Linked DNA regions of Homo sapiens: all the other regions are linked to region 2. A link is a contact called in ENCODE Hi-C or POLR2A ChIA-PET data. All regions are on one chromosome and are shown on one strand. Each heading gives the region's core, a stretch centred on a gene start or an enhancer-like site at or near the end of the contact. The rest is flanking DNA. Distances are from core to core; before and after follow the strand shown.

Region 1 (3,967 bases), core at 1,155-3,654, 400 kb before region 2:
TGCAAATCTCAGTGCAGGGAAGATGAGTGTTAAAGAGGAAAGGCCTGACCTTCATTTTAATTATAAAGTCATTAATGCACATGTGAATTTCCATTTTCCTGAAAGCTTTCTGTTCCCTAGAGAACCTGTATGTCCCATGCTATACACACAGGCAGGAAGAGCTTAAACTGGTCACATAACAGAGATGGAGGAGGAGGGTGCTGCTAGGAAGCATGCCAAAGTCTGTGGAGCACTCACTGGGACTAGGGTTCTAACCCCAGGTCTATCTCTAGCCATATGTAACTGTACAGCTTCTAGTGCTGCTAGAAAGCATGCCGAAGTCTGTGGAGCACTCAAGAGACCAGGGTTCTAACCCCAAGTGTGTCTCTAGCCATATGTAACTGTGCAGTTTCAGCATTTAGGGTCTTGGCCTCAGTTTCCTTCTCTGTCAGATGAGGCAGTTGGTCTCTATGAGCTCAAAATTTCCAGGTTTGAAATTCTATGGTTTCTATCTAAGGATACATAGGAATAGATTTATAAGAAAATGCTAGATGAAAACTCTAGGTTTTTCTTAAGGTAAGGAGGACAATATTTTGCTCCTGAGGTATATCAAGAATGAGAAAAACAATTGTGTGTGTGTGTGTGTGAGAGAGAGAGAGAGAGAGACAGAGACAGAGAGAGAGAGACAGGGAGAGGGTATATCAAGAATGAGAAGGAACAATGTGTGTATGTGTGTGTGAGAGAGAGAGAGCGGGGAGGGGGGAGATCAAAGCAGATGTATGAGGATATGAACAGTACATGGCGTATAATGAAAGAGTTTCAGGAGAAACCTGTCTGGTTCTGTTGGAAAAACTCCGTCTCCTGGCGCAGGACAGCCCCAAACACCTCTCCCTGCAAGTGGCTGTGCACGTGGCCCATGGTGTTGTTATAGATCCCGTCACCCACGAACTCCAGCACTGCACTATAAAGAACCCGGAAAAAAAGGGGATCAGGGTGTGTTCAGGGAACAGACTGAAGGTCCCAGGTATCCCCATATAAGTGCATTTCGGACAGCAGCCCCAACTTCCAACTCCCTCATTTGCAGGGTGCCCCATTTTCAGCCCCCAGACCTGGCTATGGTGAGAATGGACATGAGAGTTAAGTTTCGAGTGAAGGTATCGGCTGAGCCATCTTGTAGAATCCAGTCAGTGAGGCGGCCCGTAAAGAATGGAATGGCCATCTCCCCTGGAGAAAGAGAAGAGAGGTCACGCACAAATATTAAGTCTAAGTAGGTCAGTTCCAGTCAGACTGGCCCCACCACGCCTCCTCCCCCTCACCATTATCCTGGAGGGCATCAGCAGAAAGGAAACACTGACGTCTCAATCCCGAACCTAAATAGGCTGCCCTGGAACTCACTACCCTGTGGTTGCTCTACCAGAACTTTCAGGATTTTATTAGGAAGGCTGGAGATCATGAAGTAGAAAAGCCTCCTGTTAGAGATGAGGATGCCCCGCCCTTCGGCCCCAGAGCAAAGGATTTCCCCGCTTCCGGCGTGGCCCAAAGAATCAAGACCCGGTCAGCAATGGAGCCCAGAACCTCTGGCCCCCGCCAGTCCAGTGCCGTTTCTTCTACACCGAAGTGGTGTTCCAAGACCCACGCTAGGAGTCCTTCTCCTGCTCCACATTTCCCAGAACCCACGCTACTCTACCTTACTGACAATTACCTTTGATTCCTGTCCCAGTCCCCTTGTGTCCTCCCCTCTTGCCCTGCGTTCCCCTTACCAAGAGAGGAGAGGACCACCAGGACCAGGAACAGCGAGAGGCGGCGCGTCTCCGAGCCCAGGCAGCCTAGAAGCCGACGCACAGGGTTTCCAGAGCCGCCCTGACCGCCGGGCACCCAGAGGCTCCCGAGTTTGTGCCACAGGGCTGCTGCGGGCAGTGCCGCTGCATAACTGACAACGAAGGCGGTAGGGTGACTTCCCCAGTGCAGTAGCCTGGTGCTATCCGCGGACCCGGGGGCTCCCCATGAGATCAGCTCTCGGAACAAGGCAAGTCCCGGCAGGGCCAAGCCCAGTGCCGCAGCTAATGGCTTCAAAGCAGCCAGCCAGCCCTGGGCACCTGCGTTTTCGCTCTTGGAGCCAACCGTTGCCCTGAGGACCCCGCAGGCCCCCAGCCAGAGCACGGCCCAGCGGCTCAGGCCCACCGCCCAGACCCGGAGCAGTGGCAGCGCGGTGGGCACCAGCAGGGAGAATATGCGGGGCAGCGCGGTCCGGAGCAGCACCCAGTCGGCGAGAAGTAGCAGTACTGTCCCCAGCCATGCGAGAGAAGCTCCGGGGAGGCAGCGGCACCCGCGGGGAGCGGGACACCTAGAGCTAGCCATTGGCACTCGGACGCCGTCCCGGTCCCGGCCGGGCCTGGGACTCTCCGCGCCCCGGTGGGGCCTGAAGCTCCGGGTACCGCCGAGTCCTCCCCTACTGGCGGCTGGGGGAGGGAACGAGGGCGGGGCTCTCGGAAAGTCCCAGGAACAGGCTGATCCTGCGCTGGCGAGAAGCTCAGCCATTTAGGGGAAAGCGAAATCGAAAGCGGCCGCCTGCTCACTAGATAACGCCTACTTCCAAAAGTGGCCTGCCCAGACTATTTTGGTAGCAAGCGTGGAAATCAGATCTGAGAATCTCGGGAGCAGCCCTGGTGCCCAATTTTCTCCATCACGCACACCCTTCTCGCCTCTCCCTGCCTCCTGCCTTTCCACTTGCACCAGTTTTCCCACCCCAGCCTCAGGGCGGGGCTGCCTCGTCACTTGTCTCGGGGCAGATCTGCCCTACACACGTTAGCGCCGCGCGCAAAGCAGCCCCGCAGCACCCAGGCGCCTCCTGGCGGCGCCGCGAAGGGGCGGGGCTGTCGGCTGCGCGTTGTGCGCTGTCCCAGGTTGGAAACCAGTGCCCCAGGCGGCGAGGAGAGCGGTGCCTTGCAGGGATGCTGCGGGCGGGAGCACCAACCGGGGACTTACCCCGGGCGGGAGAAGTCCACACCGGGGTAATGGGTCTGGGCTTGAGGGTTGGCAGAGGGGTGGAGGAGATGCAGCGGCCAGGGGACCCTGGAAGCGCGCGCGGAGAAGTGAATGCAGAGACCAACGGGAGCGCAGGGAGGTCGCCTGTAGCAGCCAGCGCTTGCAACCCGCAATGAGCATAGAGTATTTCTTTTCTGAGGGGGGTCGTCTAGAGTGTCCGTGAAGGGAACAGGCACGCGAGGCTGGTGGAAAAAGCGGGTGCTTTGACTCTTAGCTGGAAGCGTCAACGGGAAGCTACTCTAAAGCGCTTTCGCTTTCACTCTGGTCCCGGACAGTGGGGGCTGGTTAAATCAAGAAAGGGGGTTGGGGATGGTGCAAAGAGATGAGGAAATGGTGCCCTGGGTGAAGTAGAACAGCACTTGGGAGAAGGAAATATAGGCACTTATTGAGAAGGACCAACTCATCACACAGACTTTTGATAAACTTGCCACTGGGCAACTCTTAGCCCAAGCACTGATAATGGGCGTTCTGTGTTAACTAGTGATGCCCTTCCCTAGCTTGACCCAGGAAGGCCTCTCCTTGGCCCAGATGCTGCCTTACTCCCTTCCCTGTGTCTTCCCTGCCCACTCCCATGTGCCCACTGGGGGGACTTTGCTTAGGATGGGCGCCTGGGGCAGATGGCAGCCCCAAGACTGGCTGGCTGGCTTCTGCTCTGGACTACTGCCACCACTCGTGGCTTGGGGGCGGCTTTGTTAGAGAGGAATAGCCTCTAACTTGAAGTTAACCCTGTTCTTTGACCCTCTATTCATGATAAGTCGGTCCGTCGGAAAGCATACTCAGAGGAGCGTCCTTTGGGGCCAGAGTAACTTACGGCCTGGTAAGAAAGACACAGTGAAACCACTTATAATTTGGGAAATCTCCCCTCACTGCCAAATGAGCAGTGGCAAGTAGGAAGTAGAAGTGGAAACAAGGGATAAGAGTTAGACCTGAATTTTAGTCCCAG
Region 2 (3,924 bases), core at 196-2,695:
CGTGCCATATACAGACACTGTTCTCAGAGATTAGGAGGGGGAAAGAGGATATTGCCACAGTTCTGTCCTTCGAAATGACTCCAGATGCTTCTGAGTCTGTGAGGCCCCTGTGTCCGTCATCAGCAAAACAAGTGAGGGAGAAGTTTGAGGAGTGATGACCCTAGCAGTTATGGGTTTAAGCCTGGGAATCTTAAGCCACAGAGCAGAGGATTTGGGGGCTGAAGAAAAAGACCCTCCGCAGCTTCAGCGCGAAGAGGGCGGCGGGGACCGGGGTGGTGGGGGTGGAACCTCGCCGCCTTCCGAAGCAGGAGTAAGCTGCAGAGGCTGCGCGGGGGTTTGAGCGGAGCGAGAACAGCTCCTTCCCTTGATCATGCTGCCCTCCGGAGGTCAGTTTAGGTATCGCCGCTCCCTTTCACGCTGTTTTGTCTCTTCACCGTCTGTTCTGGATCATCCTGTCCAGAGAGACCGTTGGGTCAGAGGGTTCCTGTGGACCCCTGGGGCGAGCTTAATGTCCCCGAAAACTGCGTGCTCCAGTATCACTTGAATGCCCACCGGGTTCCGGAATCACGAGTCTCCAGAGCTGTCCCTTCGCCCCACGGCTCACATTCCAGGTCTGCCCCTCAGTGACTTCTGCAACAACACGCGCTTCTCGATCAGCTCTGAGGATTTGGGTTCTGCGACGGACAGGGGAAGGAAAGAAGGAAGGCTGTGAAGAACCGTGGTGCCTGCCTGCACAGCCCTCCTCGCGTGCGAGCATTAGTTGGCTAAAGTCGCCTGTCTCGACAGTCTCCCCTGCGGGGTATCTGGGGACCCTTTCTTTGGGAATCCACGCTCTTTGTCAGAGTAGCCAATGCCTCTCCTGTCCAAAATCTCATACCCTTGGCCCTTCTCCCGTCCTCGCGCTGAGGCTGGAGTCAGGTCAAATGTCAGAACATCTGGATGTCCCAAGAGTGACACCTGGGAGTGGGTGGGCAAGAAACCAGTAGCGGGAAGGGAAAGTGGAGGAGCAGAGGATTCCCGGGGCCGGCGTCTGGGGTGAGCTCGCGGCCCCTCAGAGCCTGGCACATCGCCGCCTGGCATCCGGCAGGCGTGAGGGAACGCATAGCGCAGCGAGTCAGGCGGGGTAAACCCGGAGCAACGCGGAGGCGGTGATCTGGGCAAGGGCGAGGTCAGTTAAGGACGCAGTTCTGGCCCCGCCCTCAAGGCACGCCTGGCCAATCAGGAATCGCTGATTCACCAAGCCTCTCCTCCTGCGCTCGCCCTCTTCTGCACTTCGGTCTCAGGCGCAAACACGTTCAAAGTCGCTAGGCCAAAGCGCTGAGATACGGTTTCCCAAGCCAATTAGAGAGCGGCTCTCGGATATGGGGCGGAACCCTGAAAAGGCGAGAGCTGAGATGCCGCTCCGTTCTGCCTTACCACGCCGCCCCCCAGCGTCCGCCAATTAGGAGAGCCCGGAGCCGGATCCACTCTCAGCCTCAGGAAGCAGCAGCCTCCGCTCCGCGGCGGGTGTGCTCGGCAGTCACAGACCCACTCAGGACACCTCCCGTTGCCGACGGGCTAGACCTGCATCCGAAGGGCCTAAGCGGGGAGGAACCGCTTTCCACCACTCTCCAGGGACCTGGGGAGGGAATGTTTAGGCCGTAGGGGTGGAGGACACAGGAAACGTAACATTTTTCCTTAACTGCGCCTCTCTTCTTAGGCCTTAAAGGGGTCCCCGTGTCTCTCCAGTCTAGAGCCTAAGTTCAAACGAGGCGTATAGGCGAGGACAGCAGGAAGGCTCCAAGTCAAACAAACGGATGGTACGAATTTCGCCTGGTCTAGCCCTGCCCCAACGGTGTGGGTGTGGGTTGGGTGCTGCAGCCCCCGAGCAAGGGGCTGTCACAGCCACAACCAGAGGAGCTATGGAGCTGCTACGGAGGAGGGATTCCAGAGTCAGCTTGGGCTTGTCCCAAGGGAGCCCTTGGGACAGTGTCTGGGGCTGCGCGGCCTGGTTCTCATCCCTTGCAGCATCTGCTATTTTAGCCAGGGGCCACCTTCCTCCAATGGCCTGGGAGTAGCTAGAGGTTAGAGGTTACACCCACCAGAAGGGATGTAAGCCCAGGAAGTAGTCAGAAAGGAAAGGTCATTCTAGAGATGGGGCCACCTGAAAAACCTTCAGGAGGAAGGAGAAAGGAAATGGGATAAGTGTCATGTCATACTAAATATTTATTTTCTGCAGACTGACTTCGGAGTAATTCTTGAGCCAGGAGGGGAGAGGTTAGTGTTCAAATTGCTGAGATCTTAGGTCAAAAAGCTACAGAAAAGAAATCACTTTGAAAAACACAATGACTCAGAGGCAGTCACCCCTTGCCAGCAATTCCAAGAGCTGAGGAGGCTTCATGCCTCAGGACATGGTGACTAGTTGAGTGAACCAGAGATTGAGGCAGTGGTTTTTACAGGGGAAGAAACAAGCCTTGGGTGTATGGGAGCAGGAAAGGAGGGTGACAGACTGGAGAAATGATAAAGGCCATTTTGGAAGCCCACAGGGAAGTGGTCTTGGGAAACCTGAAGACACTGGGATATTCAGAAGGCCAAGGGGATCCAGCTTATCCTGTTGGGCAAGGTGCTGGGAGTGAAGGCAGGTAAGCCATGTCAAGGGCCTGGGAAGCAAGGGGAAAACTGGAAGGGGTACCCCAGGTGAAGAAGGGTATGGAATGGGGTGCAGAAGTCCATGGAGATGACCGGCAGATCTCAGGGCGGTTTCTGGCACATCAGAAGTTGGGCTTATGCTTCTTGAGCTCCACCATAAGGTGGTGAATGTTGATGAGCTCAGCCCGGGCAGGGAGGGCTCGGAGCTGCGGCTGGGACAGCACCCGGTGGAAGCGATGATAGAGCTGGATCAGCTGGGTCAGCGCTCCCTGGTCAAAGAAAGTCATTGAGGGATCAAACCGTAAAATGGTGCTAATAGTGATGATTAAGAATCAGGTTAGGCGGCCAGGCGCAGTGGCTCACACTTGTAATCCCAGCACTGTGGGAGGCCATGGCGGGCAGATCACGAGGTCAGGAATTCGAGACCAGCCTGGCCAACACAGTGAAACCCCATCTCTACTACAAATACGAAAATTAGCTGGTTGTGGTGGCAGGCACCTGTAATCCCAGCTACTTGGGAGGCTGAGGCAGGAAAATCACTTGAACCTGGGAGGCAGAGGTTGCAGTGAGCCGAGACTGTGCCACTGCACTCCAGCCTGGACAACAGAGCTAGACTCTGTCTCAAAAAAAAAACAAAACAAACAAAAAAAAAAGAATCAGGTTAGGGCTCATACAGAACTTTGGGCACAGCTAGTAACTGAAGACCAAGGGTCACTTAGATGATGCTGAGCCCAGCAAAAAGATGGGGAAAATAATTAATGATGGGGGATCTGAGTGGGGCCTGGGACTTGCAGGTCACCTGAATGATACTGGTGCCATTTCTGAAGTTGGTGAAACTCCGCATTACATCCTGACTCAGAGATTCCACTGATGATTTCCAGGAACTACCAAAGCCACGGATCAGCTGAGTTACCCGGGCTAATAGCAGGAGGAAACAGTGTCAGAGAGGGATCTGGCTGATCTTCAACTCCACTAAGTTCTCCCCAAGGTATAGCCATCCTTATCATCAAACCCTCTTTTCTGGTATTCTCTCAATCCAGTCTTTCATACTCTATTCCCCCACCATGTAATCTGCATCCTTTCATTTTTCTTTTCCACTTCCCTTACCACTGATCCCATCATTACCATATTTTCCTCATACCTTCTTCCCCTCGAAGTCGCTCAGCCTGTCCACGCTCAATCAAAGCCTCAGCCTCCTTCACAAATGCCACTAAACCCCCAAAAGGGGGAGACAGCAACTCTTCAATGAATTCCTGGAAAGACACAAACACATATACACAGGTGTCCTGGTGTCAG
Region 3 (3,596 bases), core at 12-2,511, 270 kb before region 2:
GGGGCTTCAGACCTGCCTTAAACCAATTGGACTAGTCTCTTAATTGACTTTAGTTTGAACTTATTTCAAGCCTGTCTCACTTAGGGATTGTAATTGTTTCAGGAGTTTGGTTGAGTTCCATCTTGGTTGCCAAAGGACTTTATTCCAAAATAGCAGTCTCCAGCACAACTCAAAGGACTAGTGGAGTCCTGTGGGCATTATTTCCCCCTATGCTCCTCTCAGCTCTTGGAATCATGGGTTCTATTGCTGCTGCTTTTTCCCTCTCCCCTCATGCTGCCATTTACTGCCTTTTATTGCGTCCATAGGAAGCCTTTTGTTGGGTTGTGGGGGAAGGTGAGAGTCGGTCTTATTTACTCAGTCACACATTTATTGAGTTCCCTTGATTGCCTTTTCAGCAAACTGTTAGGCCTGTAGACCTGGACGTTGCCAAGCCAGAGGGTATAAGGTGAAGATAAGACAAGGTCTTATCATGGAGTTTGCTTAGCACGAATAGGGTGCAATTATTAACCATCATGGTGTGGTAATTATACTGATTGAATCCAAGATATAGGCATGACTTGGTCTTCACAGACCATCCTTATTGTGCACCCATATGTGGACCCCAGTTCCAGCCTGCCTGTAACCTTCCCCAAAGTCCTGCTCTTAGGTTCACTCGGGACTACCTTGATTGGAAGGCCCTGCTTCCATGAGTGACCAGCATGAAGGACTCCCAGGACAAGGACCAGAGGTGACTGGTGTTACTCTGGGGCTTAGTGCAAGACTGGAGGAAGATTTTCCTGAGCAATTAGAGAGTGGCTGTAATGGAGAGCTGGGAAGGAGATGTGGGAATGGTAGCATGGAACTAATGTGTTGTCACCATGATTTCATTTTTTCCTGGGTCATCACCCTAAAGATACTCACAAAATCCCACTAGCTGGTCTCCAGCACTGAATGAGACGACAGCTTCTTGCTCTCAATTTATATTCTAGGATCGGGGAAAGGGGCAGCATTAGACAACTAGTCACACGATTTTTAACAAAAATAAGTAATTCTAACAGGACAATGTGCAGAGGTCTAGCAAGAATTTAGAAAAGAGGGTTCTCTGGTCTAAGCTGAGAGCTATTCAGATATCTCAGAACGATGAGTTCCTTCCTGTTTGTAAGGGGTGGATGGGTGGGAGCAGGGAGTAGTGAACATTGCCAGCAGAAGAAACAGCAACTGAGAAGGTAACTAGGTGATGCTGAAGCAGCAAGGATGAAGGTGAGTGCTTTGAGATGCTTTGAATTTACATCTCAAAGACTAATAGCTAACATTTATTGAGCACTTACTGTGTCCCATGCACTGTGCTAAATAAAAACTTACCCTGTAAACTCATTTGGTCCTCACTATAATCCTGTGAGGTACATCTTGTCTGCATTTAACAGATAAAGAAATGAGGCACAGAGAGATTAGTCAATTTGCCCAACATCACCACATTGTCAGTGAGCACTGGAGGTGGGTTTTGAAACCAGGCGATCTGGCTTCAGGGTCCACATTTATAACTACTGCACTAGACTTCCAGTGCTGTGGGCCAGTAGGGAGCTAGGAGATAGACATGCTTTAAGGAAATTGCACTAGGGACAATCATGTTAGGGTTGGTGGGGTGTTGAGAGTGGATAGTTTAGAAAGCAATTGCAGCAGTTAATCCCAGCCAGTGAGAATAGTGGTGTAGAAGAGAAAGGCAGCAATGTAGATGAAGAAATGTAGATAGATTTGAGAGCTATGTAGGAGTTAAAATAGATGGGACTTATTCTCAAAAGGTTCTTGTCTCCACACGTTAAAGGAACAGCAGAGCACACGTGCACTTGCAGACATACAGCTCTCAGAGTCCCTAGCACAGAGCTTTCCAATAGTGGAAGCTTGATATTTTGTTGACTAAAGGAGTGCCACCTGGCTGACTGGCAGATTTGAATGGAGCTCCCTCCAGCATGGCTTGCCGAAGGGGCAGGGGTTCTGAGGCTCTTGTAGACTGCCACTGAAGGTATTTGGCGCCACCTGTTGGGCGTGTTACCCACGATTGCCTCCTGAATCTATTGTCATTTTTGTGTCCTGCCCCCGAGGTTAGGTGGTTCTTCCCTTCTTACTTTCCTAAACTTCAACTCTTAAAATGTGAGCCTTCATTTTTATGACCCAGAGGGTCACAAAAGAAGGAGATTAGGCCTTTTTAGTCCTTATCTCCCTTTACCTCTGAAGCATCCCATGGGGCTTCCCTAGCATTTTATTTTATATTGATTTATTTATTTATTTTTAAGAAAGAGGATTTCTGTCACCCAGGCTGGAGTGCAGTGGTGTGATCATAGCTCACTGTAGCTTCGACCTTCTGGGCTCAAGTAATGCTCTTGCCTCAGCCTCCTGAGTAGCTGGGATTACAGGCATGAGCCACCGCACCCTGCATCTCCTGACTTCTTTGACTTGACACCACTTGTTCCTAGCTCTCATACTTTTCAGACAGCCATTTCTTAGTCTGCTTCTTTAAAGTCTCTGCCTCTGCCTCCCATAATATATTGTCCGTTATGACACCTTTCTTTGTCCTCTTTTTATTTGCACAGTATTTTTAAGCAAGTTTACCCATTCCTCTGGAGGCACCTCCCACCCATAAAATCTGTGTCTCTGTTTAGACCTTGTATTAGTCCATTCTCACATGGCTATGAGGAAATACCTGAGACTAGGTGATTTATAAAGGAAAGAGGTTTAATTGACTCACAGTTCTGCATGGCTGGGGAGGCCTCAGGAAACTTACAATCATGGCGGAAGACACCTCTTCACAGGGTGGCAGGAGAATGAGTGCCAAAGTGAAGTGGGGAAGCCCCTTATAAAACCATAAGATCTCGTGAGAACTCACTATCACGAGAACAGCATGGGGGAAACTGCCCCCATATCAAACCTTGAGTCAAAGTTCCAAGTGCCTAATGCAATGCCTAATGGCAAGGTCCCATAAGCTTGTGCACACATTTTTAGAAAAGATTCTACCTTTTTCCCCAAACATGTCCCTCGCAGTGAGTTCTCTAAGTCAGCAGTCCCCAGCTTTTTTGGCACCAAGGACTGGTTTTGTGGAAGACAACTTTTCTATGGATGGAGGCGGGGAGAATGGTTTCCAGATCAAACTGTTCTACTTCAGATCACCAGGCATTAGATTCTCAAAAGGAGTTTGCAACCTTCCCTCGCATGCTCAGTTCACAATAGGGTTTGCAGTCCTGTGAGAATCTAATGCCGCTGCTGATCTGACAAGAGGCAGAGCTTGCTCGCTGCTCACCTCCTGCTGTGCACCCCAGTTCCTACCAGGCCACGGACTGGTAGTGTTCAGTGGCCCAGAGGTTGGGGGACCCCTGCTATAAGGAACAAGCACTTATATAGAGTTTACTATGTACCAGACACTTATGAGCACTTTTGCAATTTAGTCTTCATAATAATCCTAAGAGGTAGGTACTCATCACCATTTTATACATGAGGAAACAGACATTTAGTAACAGTTCTATAGCTGCCTAGTTTCTTCCCCTTATTCTCCCCCAACTCCCTGTTCAGCCATTGAGGTCTGTTGAGCCTTCCTCTGTCCCTTCTCTCAGTGCCCCTCATCAGCC

The links. Hi-C counts contacts between places; a loop is a spot of excess contacts on that map. ChIA-PET counts read pairs that join two places held with the same protein, here RNA polymerase II (POLR2A). Pooled maps may share reads with other maps.
Region 1: a loop to region 2 is called in a pooled map, with 5 times the contacts of the local background. The contact joins the promoter of TAP1 here to the promoter of HCG25 in region 2. A Hi-C loop is called at or near these places in 3 of 168 maps with a recorded cell type or tissue (ascending aorta and naive thymus-derived CD4-positive, alpha-beta T cell), 2 of 37 single-sample maps with no recorded cell type and 13 of 50 pooled maps. POLR2A ChIA-PET finds 5 or more read pairs at or near these places in 6 of 52 experiments (CD4-positive, alpha-beta T cell, CD4-positive, alpha-beta memory T cell, Panc1 and 3 more).
Region 3: a pooled map shows a loop between it and region 2 (4-fold over the local background). The contact joins the enhancer-like site here to the promoter of HCG25 in region 2. A Hi-C loop is called at or near these places in 6 of 168 maps with a recorded cell type or tissue (IMR-90, ascending aorta, chondrocyte and 3 more), 1 of 37 single-sample maps with no recorded cell type and 20 of 50 pooled maps. POLR2A ChIA-PET finds 5 or more read pairs at or near these places in 40 of 52 experiments (A549, A673, AG04449 and 31 more).

The regions. Positions count from the first base shown.
Region 1 is chr6:32,851,300-32,855,266 of GRCh38, forward strand. It overlaps TAP1 (transporter 1, ATP binding cassette subfamily B member), which reads right to left and starts at 2,405. Exons shown (of 11, transcript NM_000593.6): 1 at 1,740-2,405; 2 at 1,089-1,203; 3 at 810-940. The coding sequence starts at 2,337. PSMB9 (proteasome 20S subunit beta 9) reads left to right here and starts at 2,893. Exons shown (of 6, transcript NM_002800.5): 1 at 2,893-2,990. The coding sequence starts at 2,931.
Region 2 is chr6:33,248,091-33,252,014 of GRCh38, forward strand. It overlaps HCG25 (HLA complex group 25), which reads left to right and starts at 1,446. Exons shown (of 5, transcript NR_044997.1): 1 at 1,446-1,565; 2 at 1,700-1,799; 3 at 2,526-2,621; 4 at 3,423-3,616. VPS52 (VPS52 subunit of GARP complex) reads right to left here. Exons shown (of 20, transcript NM_022553.6): 18 at 3,770-3,881; 19 at 3,428-3,546; 20 at 2,188-2,897. The coding sequence ends at 2,751.
Region 3 is chr6:32,982,975-32,986,570 of GRCh38, forward strand. No RefSeq gene overlaps it. Among named protein-coding and RNA genes, the nearest start is that of BRD2, 16 kb to the left of the region's middle. Within about 2 kb of position 1,262, at least 5 of the 41 ENCODE cell types and tissues checked have a DNase peak (open chromatin) inside an H3K27ac peak, as active enhancers do; they include B cell and dorsolateral prefrontal cortex, where a contact is called at or near this core.